Regions from separate parts of the Homo sapiens genome. Here region 2 is linked to region 1. The links are chromatin contacts, found by Hi-C or POLR2A ChIA-PET in ENCODE. All regions are on one chromosome and are shown on one strand. The core of a region is the stretch at or near the end of the contact, and the rest is flanking DNA. Distances in the headings are between cores, read along the strand shown.

Evidence for each region. Hi-C counts contacts between places; a loop is a spot of excess contacts on that map. ChIA-PET counts read pairs that join two places held with the same protein, here RNA polymerase II (POLR2A). Pooled maps may share reads with other maps.
Region 2: a loop to region 1 is called in a map of mammary epithelial cell, with 4 times the contacts of the local background. The contact joins two enhancer-like sites. A Hi-C loop is called at or near these places in 4 of 168 maps with a recorded cell type or tissue (Caco-2, lower leg skin and mammary epithelial cell) and 1 of 50 pooled maps. POLR2A ChIA-PET finds 5 or more read pairs at or near these places in 1 of 52 experiments (MCF 10A).

What each region holds. Positions count from the first base shown.
Region 1 is chr5:13,507,830-13,513,086 of GRCh38, reverse strand. The region is part of intron 4 of LOC105374660 (a long non-coding RNA gene); the gene reads left to right. Among named protein-coding and RNA genes, the nearest start is that of DNAH5-AS1, 350 kb to the left of the region's middle. RefSeq lists a silencer at 2,254-2,548. Within about 2 kb of position 2,411, at least 2 of the 41 ENCODE cell types and tissues checked have a DNase peak (open chromatin) inside an H3K27ac peak, as active enhancers do; they include mammary epithelial cell, where a contact is called at or near this core.
Region 2 is chr5:13,565,873-13,571,129 of GRCh38, reverse strand. The region is part of intron 3 of LOC105374660 (a long non-coding RNA gene); the gene reads left to right. Among named protein-coding and RNA genes, the nearest start is that of DNAH5-AS1, 290 kb to the left of the region's middle. RefSeq lists an enhancer at 2,727-3,926. Within about 2 kb of position 3,154, at least 4 of the 41 ENCODE cell types and tissues checked have a DNase peak (open chromatin) inside an H3K27ac peak, as active enhancers do; they include mammary epithelial cell, where a contact is called at or near this core.

The DNA.
Region 1 (5,257 bases), core at 1,162-3,661:
GTGTGTGTATGTGGTGGGGGGCATTATTCTTTCTGCCTAGAGCAATAGAGAACAGCTGCCCTCATTACTTTCTTCTCCCTATCGCAGGTTCCATAGCTTGGTGCTTTCAGCATACATTATTTCTAGGTGTCAGAGGGCTATCTCATGCCCTGATGATGTTATACTCAAAATCCTAATGTGGGGACATTGAGGCCAAAATTCAAGTTTCAAGATAGGTCTAAGAACAGCTTTTCACAGAACTCTATTCTGTAGGACATGAAAGAGACTATATTAAGCAAAAGTGTTTATGGTCAAATCAGATTGAGAACGCAGATTAAGCAAAAACAAACCCTGCCATTTATTTGCTGAAAGATTTCTAATTGCCTTTATCAATGTGCATTGTGGTTCTCCAGGTGGATACCATAGTATGCAGGCCCTCTCAAATTTATTTGGCTACAGAAAGCTTGTGATTACGCCGCATTTAATGGGGCTAATGACCTGTGGAACACACTGTGAGACATTTTGGTATAAAAGCGTCGTAGAGTGCTACAGAAAATTAGGAGTCTCTCTGGGCTTCAGGATCCATAGGAAATTGATTTCTAGAGTTCCCAACATTTTATTGCCTTGGCAGTTCCTAAAACAAATGAATCATCCTTTGGGGACTGCAAGTAATTTTGCCACTTAGGAACCTTTATAGCAGGAGATTGTAGGAGGCTCGCTTGATAGCTCCTTAATTCAACTTGTTCAAAATTAAACTTACTGTCTTCTTGCTCCCTCTCCCCAATTTACCTTACTGATAGGGGCTGAGTTGGGTCCCCTAAAATTCGTATGTTGAAGTCCTAACCCTCAGTACCTCAGAGTGTGACCGTATTTGGAGATAGGGTTTTTAAAGTGGCCATTAAGTTAAGATGAGGTCATTAGAGGGGGCCCTAATCCAATATGACTGGTGTCCTTCTAAGAAGAGGAGAGCAGGTACAGAGGGAAGGCCATGTGAAGACACAGGGAGGAGTCGGTCATCTACAAGCCAAGGAGAGAGGCCTCAGGAGAAGCATCCTTGCTGACACCTTGCTCTCAGACGTCTAGCCTCCAGAGTTGTGAAAGGATATATTTCTGTTGTTTGAGCCACCAGTCTGTAGTACTTTGTCATAGCAGCCCTAACAAACTGATATACCTGCCTTATTAAATTCTTCGTATTTTTTCAAACGTACCCTCATCTATTTCCATTTTTCTTATATCCAATGTACTTCTAAGCTTTGGCATGTTTTCCTCCATGTATTATCAGGCTCATCCCATCTTCCTCTCTATCCCTGTGCCTACCATGCTTGCATAGGTGGTCCTTGCACACCAGCCTTTTCTTGTGATTGGTCAATATTCCCATCATGCTGTCTTTCTTTACTGCCACCTGTCTTCCTGGCACACTAATGTCATCATGTTGTTTCACTTCCTGGAGAGAGAATGGCTTCCTGCTGTACACCCCATTAGTAATAGTTTACAGTCCTACCTGGTCCTGCCTTAATTCCCGCTCCAGTCAGCACCTGGGGCTCTAGGGATACAGTGGGGTTTATTCCTGCTGCCTTCCCTACATTCACAGTCGTCTCTCTGCCCAGTGCATTCTCCTTCCTCCTTTTTACCTATTCAGATCCTTTTACCTTTTAAGACTTGGCTCCTGTCTCCCTGCTGCCCTTAAGTTTTCCAATCCATGTGAGTGTGCTCCTGCTTTCCCACCGCACTCACCATGCTGCCCTGAAATGCAGCTTTTCTCAATAAAAATAAAACTGGCATCCTCAAGATTATCAGAAAAAAGAGAATGAGCTGGTGGAAAAGAACATCCAGTCCCCGTCCTAGACTAGATCCCTGAAAATCACTTGGGATTATTCTCTAATTGCTGTTGCTGCAGTCATGCTGGCCTTTCCTATAAAATACTGGCTCAAATGTGGAAAGATGACCCCTTATATAAATATCTTTTACAATTCCTGCATAAATATCCTACAGATTCCCTGAGAAAATGCATTTTTTAAAGTCGCAAAAAATGGAACCTTTTTCCTAGTTTACTAACAAGTAAGAGATGAAAATAAATGCATTTATAAAATATAGTCAGTCCCTTAGGATTGTAGACCAGGCATGCTAGCCTGGATTCCAGAGGAAAATCACAGACTTCCAAGGTCCTGTTTTGCTGGTTCCTGGCATGATTCTACAGGATAAAGCTTGCTTTGATCCCTTCTGCTCTGGTTAGTCACCTCAGCGTCCAGATCAAAGGGGAGGCACTGAATTCCCTTTCTTGGACTCACAGCTTTGAAGACGTGCCTCTATTCACATGACTGACACTGAGAATGATTTCTCCTTTATGGTAAACACATATGCTCTGCCTTCTGAGACAGACTGAGACTTGCAAAACCACAAAAGGTTGATACTACTGTGTAACACAATGACCATAAGGATCACGAGGCACTGGCCTACAGCCATGGACATCAGTGAAGGTTCGTTCTCTCTTATGCACAAGTCTTGATTGCACAAACTCCAGTGTCAAGGCAACCTGACTATGACAGTTGTCATTTTATTCTTTGTCAGAATTGATTTGGTAGATGCATTAGTTTCCTATTGCTGCTATAAAAGTTACCACCAACTTTAGTGGCTCAAAACGACCAAATTTATTATAGAGTTCCATAGGTTAGAAATCTAAAAAGGGTTGGCAGGGCTGTGATGCTTCTGATGACTCCAGGGGAGAATCCAATCCTTGCCTTTTCTGGCATCTAGAGGCTGCCAGTACTCCTTGGCTTGTGGCTCATTCTCTCATCTTCAGAGTTAGCAGCACAACATCTTCCAATCTCTCTCTCTTTTTGCTTTGTTGCCTTTTCCCCACTCAGCTCACATCATCACATTTCCTTGACTCTGACCCTCCTGCCTTCCTCTCATATGGACTCTTGAGAAGGCATTTGGTCCACCAGGATAACCCACAATAATCTTCCCACTCTAAGGTCTTCTAGGTAATCACATCTGCATAGACAGTTTCCAGGAATTATGGTGTGGACATCTTTGTGGGCCCGATAATCTGTCTACCAGTATGGATATGAATTGATAGTAAGTGGCCTCTTCTACCCTCAGCTAATAACTTCAAAGAGGATGACTATTCAGAAAAGTAAACAGTCTTTTAACCAAGTTTGTAGAAGTAGTTCAGCATCTCTATTACAATCTGAAATTATAATCTATTGTTTTATATATGTGAGTATGTATTTATGCAGATATATAAAATATATATTTCTTATTCACCAAATTATCTATCCTTGTACAAAGCATATAATAGATTCCTGATAAACTGTTATAAAAGTATAATGAATTTAACAAAAATCTAAGAGAATATGGTAGAGAGAAAAGACCCATCACCCCATTTCTTTTAACCATTGTTAAGTGGGAACTGATGAATAAATAAGAAATAGAGAAAAATGAATTGTGTTAAAAGACAGATGTATTAAATGGTGTTTTGCAGGGCTGAGGGGAAAGTAGATACCTTGGAATAGTTTATAAGTTTGAAGTATGTGAGAAAGTATTTTTTTCTACTTTTTAAAATGAGCACACTTACACTAGAGAATATTATTTCCAGAATCACACAGCTCCACTCGGAACTGCAGGATAAATGAAACAGTAAGAACAGAAGTTAAATGATGATTAAAAAACAGCATGGCAGAATTTAAACCTGCAGATTAAAGATGAAAAGTTTTGCCAAAGACTGTCAGGTGAGACATCTGCTACCTCACATGAAAGATGCCTCAGGGCACAAGATAGTTCTTAGAAAGTGCTTGTTCTGGATAAGAATTTTAATTTTCACTTAGTCAACAGAATAATTAGTAAAGATTAAGGAAATGCACCCTGAAGTTTCTTGGTAGATAGCATTTACTTGGCATAAAGTTCGGCAGAAATAAAAACTTATCAGTATAACCATGCATGATTTCTAAATTAGGCGCTGCTACGTGATCTTACCCAATCAAGCTGAATTGATAGCTTATCTGGGTCTCAAAAACTACCTACGTTAATTACAATAATATTTATTGGCATTAGATCTTTTGATTTGAGGCTGACTTTATCTCCACCCAAGCAAGTCAGGAGGAAAATGGATCTATGCTTTGAGTGGACAAAGAAATGGTTTAACTCAGTCCTGAGAAACGTTATTTATTTTCTATTCCATTTATAGTTCAGTAGTGTGCCTTGAAGAAGCATGGGGTGATGTGAAAAAAGAATCACAAAGATTTGGGGTAACAATCTGGCTCTTCACATTACAAGTTGGGTAATAGTGAGTAAGTCTACCACGCCTCACTGAGCTCAAGTGACCTTCTGTATAGAAAGAAAATAACTCTTCTTCCAAAGTCTGTTGTGAGGATTTCCTAAGACAATGTAGCAAAGCAGGTTCTCAGTGCAGGCTCATGCTTATTACCATTGACATTGAATGTACTTCCTTAACATCTTATAGAAAGTTTGGCATTATGGAATATGTTGGAGATAGAGATATCCTGTAAAATATCAAAGGGGTTCCTGACTGGGAACTGCTTTCCTGTTCATCCTTTCTCTCATGAAGGCTTCTTGTTCAGGAAGGTTCTCAGCTGAATGCAGGGAAAGGGGTCAACTGCTGCATAGTCCATCTGGTAGTAAGCCTGAGTCCTGGGAAGCAGAGTACATATAACCCCCAGGGTGAGAGATTTTTCTCTTAGATACCTAGTGCACCTGAATGATGTGAGAAATGCTCATCCAACTTAAAAAATAAAATAACCTGCATTATGAGAGGGCCCAAGGGTATGACTTACTTCCACTGGGCAGCTAGAATAAATTACACTACACAAATTGGCTTTTGAAGCGCCCATCTTCTGCACCGGTAGACCGTGAAGAGCAGCGTGAATGTGTGCCCTTTCATTTTAATTCATTCCTTCTCTGTTGTGGATCCTGCAATATAAGTACACAGAAGCTATTTTTGGGATGAAAAGGGAAATCTGGAAGATCAAAAGTTGAGTCTGGAGTTTGCTGTTTTCATCTTACCAATACATGAGTTTAAAAATATCATTTTTCTCTCTGAAAACCTCATGGTAGCCTCAGTATATTTTGTCAAAGGATCATATTGAAGACTGGATCATATTAAAGGACCATATTGAAGACTACCATATTGGCAGACTGGAATACAAAACATTTCCAGCTGCTTAATTTTTGTTTTTTAATTAATTATTATTATTATTTTTTGAGACAGAGTCTCACTCTGTCACCTAGGCTGGAGTGCAGTGGCACGATCTTGGCTCAC
Region 2 (5,257 bases), core at 1,905-4,404, 57 kb before region 1:
CCTACAAATGTGTTCAAATATCCCTATTTAAAAATGTCCCTTAGACTCTTTCATCTTCTCTAGAGATCTCTTCTTGTTCACTAACAAATTCCCCAATATAAATCTATGTTTGTTGCCTCCACCTCTTAAGGATTCATTCAATCTCTGACCCTTGGAATTTGGAATTGGCTTTCAATAACTCCACTGAAACATTTCTGATGATGGACGTCTTCCTGAGGGCTATATTCAGGAGGTTTTTTTCCTTAACCTGTCTTTAGCTTTTGACTCTAATGACTACCTCTCCATTAAAGCCCTGCTTTCTTCCTGGGTTTTCACTTTTCTGAGAATTCTTGTTATCTCAAAGAGAAAGAACATTTTCTCCCTTTCTTAGTCATTTTCTACTGTTACCTACTTTGTAACATTAATCTTGTGACTGCTAGGGGTTCAATAATTACCTCCATGCAGATGATTTTGCTATTTTAATGAATTCTAAGGCCCATTTTCTAATTCACTGATGTTTATCTTCACCTCATATTGGCAAGAGTGCTTAAAGATCGACATGATTGATCAGCCTATTTATCCCTTCAAATACACTCCTTCTGAATTCTGGTTTCTATTATTGACCAAACTTTCCTTCCAGCTCTCAAGCCCCTCTTTCTATTCACATTAATTCAGTTCCTACTGATCTACCTCATCCATGACTCTTGAAACAAGCTTTCTATACTCATTCCCACTACAACTACCCTAGTTCAGCCCTGAGTTGTCTGTAGCTTAGATTTTTCAATAGCTGCTTATTTTGTCTCCCTCCCTCAGTGCCTTCCAACTTCAATTTCACCCACATACACGAGATGAATCCCCCTAAAGCAAAACTCTGCTTGTGCTATAACTCGATGTTAAAGTTGAAATTTCAGCAATATACTAGACTAGAAACAGATTTTCAAAGGAGATATCTGAGAGTCAGCTTCATAAATCTGATATTCCCCACCCATAAGGAATGTTTTGGTGAGTTGGGAGATTGAAGTTGGGAGATGATTTTGAGGATATTATTGGAAAGAGCTGTGCTGTGAGCCCTACCCACTGGCAATCAGCGGAGATGGGTGGATCTTCAAGACTAAACAGGGGTGCTTCAATGGGGGGAACTACATGTTCCCTGAAGTTGAAGGATACTTCAGGATGATCCCTAGCTCCTGCAAGAGGAAGCTGAGGCAGTGTTTTGCAACCTAGTAAAGGGCTACACCAAGGATGCCAATGCACAGCCCCTTCAGCAGGAACATGAGTCTGGGATGATTTGAAAGGGGATTCCGCTCCAGAGAGCAGATGTTGGAGTGGAGGGACCCAAGTAAAGTTGTGTGAAGAACACTGCTAGGGATAAAAGCTGACTGGGGATGAGGAGAGGCTGGTTGAAGGCAAGATCCAGGTTCTGTCAAGGTTGTTGCAGGCAGTCGGGAGTGGGTGGGGGCACAGGAGACTCTGAAGAAAGTATGTGAGAAGTCAACTTCAAGTAGTTTCTAGGTCCAGAAATTACGAAACCTTCTCACAACAGTATTAGACAGGATGAGTTTTTCCAACCACCATGTTCTTCCTTCCCACTGCTACCCGCTTCAATCCTGGTGGACAAGAAATACCAGCTGGCAAGTGAGACAGCTGTTCATCATGAGGTAGAAATAAAAGGTCAGTTGCATGCTGCCTGCAGGCACCCAGTAGCCCATCTGCTGCTGAAAGAAGGGCAAGGCATTACATCTGAATGAGGGTTGAAGGATTGACCAGTGTATTAAATCTGATAAACTTAATCACTGAATTAAGATTATATCTGGGACAAAGTAACCATTTCTATCAATTAAGATTGACCAAAAATGAGACTCAGCATTTTTTTTCCAGAGAAGGAGGATAGTCTTACTGAGCAGATTTAAAGAGATAGTGAGAGACTCCTTAAAAAAGTTGATTTCATGATGACATGCTATATAGGTCTTGCTTGTATGGTGAACTGGACAAAATCACTGATGTTTTTTCAGGGTCTCCTGAAATAGAGCAGACTTTGCATGGTGACTTTTAGGGCAATCTCTTTCTCTAGCCTCATTTTTTCACTTATTTCATGCCTATCCTGGTGTGTGGTGACTGAAAGAGCAAAGATTTGAATAGCATGTTTGCTACTTACTAACCAGGCATTTTTGGACAGACTCTATAGTCTCCAGAGCCTTTATTTCCTTATCAGAGGTCCCAGTTCATCTCGTGTTGCTAAAACAAAATATCTCAGGCTGGGTAGTTTATAAAAAACATAGGCTTATTTGCTTATAATTCTGTTGGATGCAAAGTCCAAGATTGGGCAGCTGCATCTGGTGAGGGCCTCATGCTGTTTCAACTCATGGCAGAATGTGAAAGGGGAGCAGGCATGTGCACAGAGATCACATGGAGAGAGAGGAAGCAGAAGAGAGAAACCAAGGAATCCAGACTCTTTGTAACACCTTGCTCTCATAGGAACTAATCCAGTCCTGTAAGAGTAAGAACTCTCCCATAAGAAGGATTTATGAAGGATCCATCCATTCCATGACCCAAACACCTTCCACTGGGTCCTACCTCCCAACACTGCCATACAGGTGATCAAATTTCAACATGAGTTTTGGCAGGGATAAACCACATCCAAACCATAGCATCAGTAGAATTGACTAATTGTGTACTATGTAAGTTTATTGTGAGGATTTAATGGGAAAATGTATCTAAAATACTTAACATCATGTATTAGTTATCTATTGCTGTGTAGCAAATTACCTCAAAATTTAGCAGCTTAAAAGAACACCCATTTATTACCTCAGAGTTTCTTTGAGTCAGAAACCCAGAGCAGGACAGCTGGGTGTTTCTAGCTCAGAGTGTCTCACAGGGTTGCAATCCAGGTATCTGCTGGAGCTTCTATCATCTTGAGGTTGGACTCATAAAGGCTCCATTTCCAAGCTCCCTTCTGTGACTGCTGCAAGGCCTCAGGTCCTGGCTGGAGATTGGCTGACACTGGAGACATCAGTTCCTTTACATAAGGCCCTTCCATGAGACAGCCCACAATGTGTCACCTGGTTTCTCTCAGAGTGATTGAGGGAGAGAGTGATCAAAGCAGATGTCACAGTATCTTTTAAATCTAATCTTGGAAGAGATCTTTCACCACATCTATGTTATTCATTCTGAGTAAGTAATTATGTCATTATATTCAGCCAAAAAGCATGAGAAGAATGCACAGGGCATGAATATCCAGAGGCAAGGATCATTGTAGGCCATGCTGGAGGCTGCCTGCTATACACAGGGTCTACAATAGATGCTATTTCCTGCTTTACATATCCTCACTCAGACTTCTGTATACCTTTCTCTCATTTCTCCAGTTGAAGGCGTTCTCTAATTCTTCTGAGTTCATGGAACATGTTGTTTATTTTTCTTATCACTTTCTTCCTTATATTTATTTGTTCATTAAATGATGACACTCTACTATGATGAGGATACAGAGATGAGATATTTTTCCTGTCCCCAAAAAGGGCCACCAAGTTGCTCAACTCCAAGGGAACTGGCCATATTGTATACAATATGCCTTTAATTGGGTCAAAGAGGTGCTTTTTTTCCCAAGGAGCCCATTGTTTAGCAAGAATAGCAGATTTGAAAATTAGTAGTCATAATAGTACAGTGAAAATCCAGAAAACTATCTGGTGAATCTGAGAATAACTTCATGGAAGAAAAGAATATGTGAGCTAGCATGGAAAAATGAAAAGGAGTTTTCCAGGCAGAGAAAGAAACAAAGTACATTGTAGACTTCAAAGAGTAAGCAGTTTCTGCCATCCCAATTCTCTGTCCCATTCTCCCTGTTCCATGAGGGCAACTGGCAAACTAGAGCTCACAGGCCAAATCAGGCCTGATGTAAATACAGTTTTATTGCAATACAGCCACATCCATTGTTTTACATATTTTCTCTAGCTGCTTTTATGATGCAACAGAGTTGAGCAATTGTGACAGATTTTTTTTTTTATGGCCCGCAAAGCCTGAAATATTTTCTGTCTGTCCCTTTAGCAAAGACCGTTGCTGACCTCTGCTCTCTGATATAGTGAGAGCACGTGGTACAGAAGTAGGTGCTCAGGTATTTGCTAAACTAAAGAGCTGAATAATCACCAGTTGGCTGTGATTCCTTTGCAGCTGAGTAACAAATGAATCAGCATTTAGTCAACAGCTTAGATGATTTCTTACCAGTGATTCTCAACAAATGTTCTAACTGACACATGGCTGTCCATAGTAATGAGAGTCTTTTAAAGCAAGAAATAAACAGCAATTGTGCTAGTCTCTAGATCTGAGAGAAAATGATGTAGTTTTTCTAGCTTAGGATATGTCATTTAGATGCATTTTTAATGAATATTTTTTCTTCCAAAAAATCAGCCATGCAAGTCAAGGAAAGATATGACAGATATAACAACAGAACTTGTGTAAAGAAAGGATGTTATAAGCCTAATAATAGCATGAAATAGGAGAATTTTTCAGAATTTCCTCTCCACTGAGCTTGAGGAATATCTTTCATGTCATTGATTGTTATAAGAAAATCCAATGTCATCAACCACAAACTCAGCATCAAGTGGCTTACACAATTTTTGCAGTTGGGCATGTTCATATTGTTCATAAACATAAAGTGGTACCACAGGCACATTGACTTAACTTTAATGAACTACAAGAAATTTCAGATATTAAAATGAGGTAAGTAATAGAAATTTGTTGAAACATTTCTTTTAAAAAACTTAGATACCCACTGAATAAACCATAGTGTCATAAATATTTGTATCAAAATAGAGTGGTGATTAAAATTTCAGCTTTTTTGTCTAGTCCCTTAAAATGGAACACAAGAATTATTAGAATGATAAATGAACTGAAATGTTTCAGAAAAACCAAATTTCTTTATTCCTTTTTTTTTTTTTTTTTGAGATGGATTCTTGCTCTGTCATCCAGGCTGGAGTGCGGTGGCATGATCTTGGCTCACTGCAACCTCTGCCTTCCAGGTTCAAGTGATTCTCCTGCCTCAGTCTCCTGAGTAGCTAGGATTACAAACACATGCCACCATGCCTGGATAATTTTTGTATTATTATTTTTTTTTTAGTAGAGATGTGGTTTCACATGTTGGCCATGCTTGTTTGAACTCCTGGCCTCAAGTGACCTGCCCCTCCCAGTCTTCCAAAGTGCTGGGATTACAGGCATGAGCCACCGTGCCTGGCCAAGTTTCTGTATTCTATATTAACTTTTTGTATATTCCATTTTAATTTATAGTTTG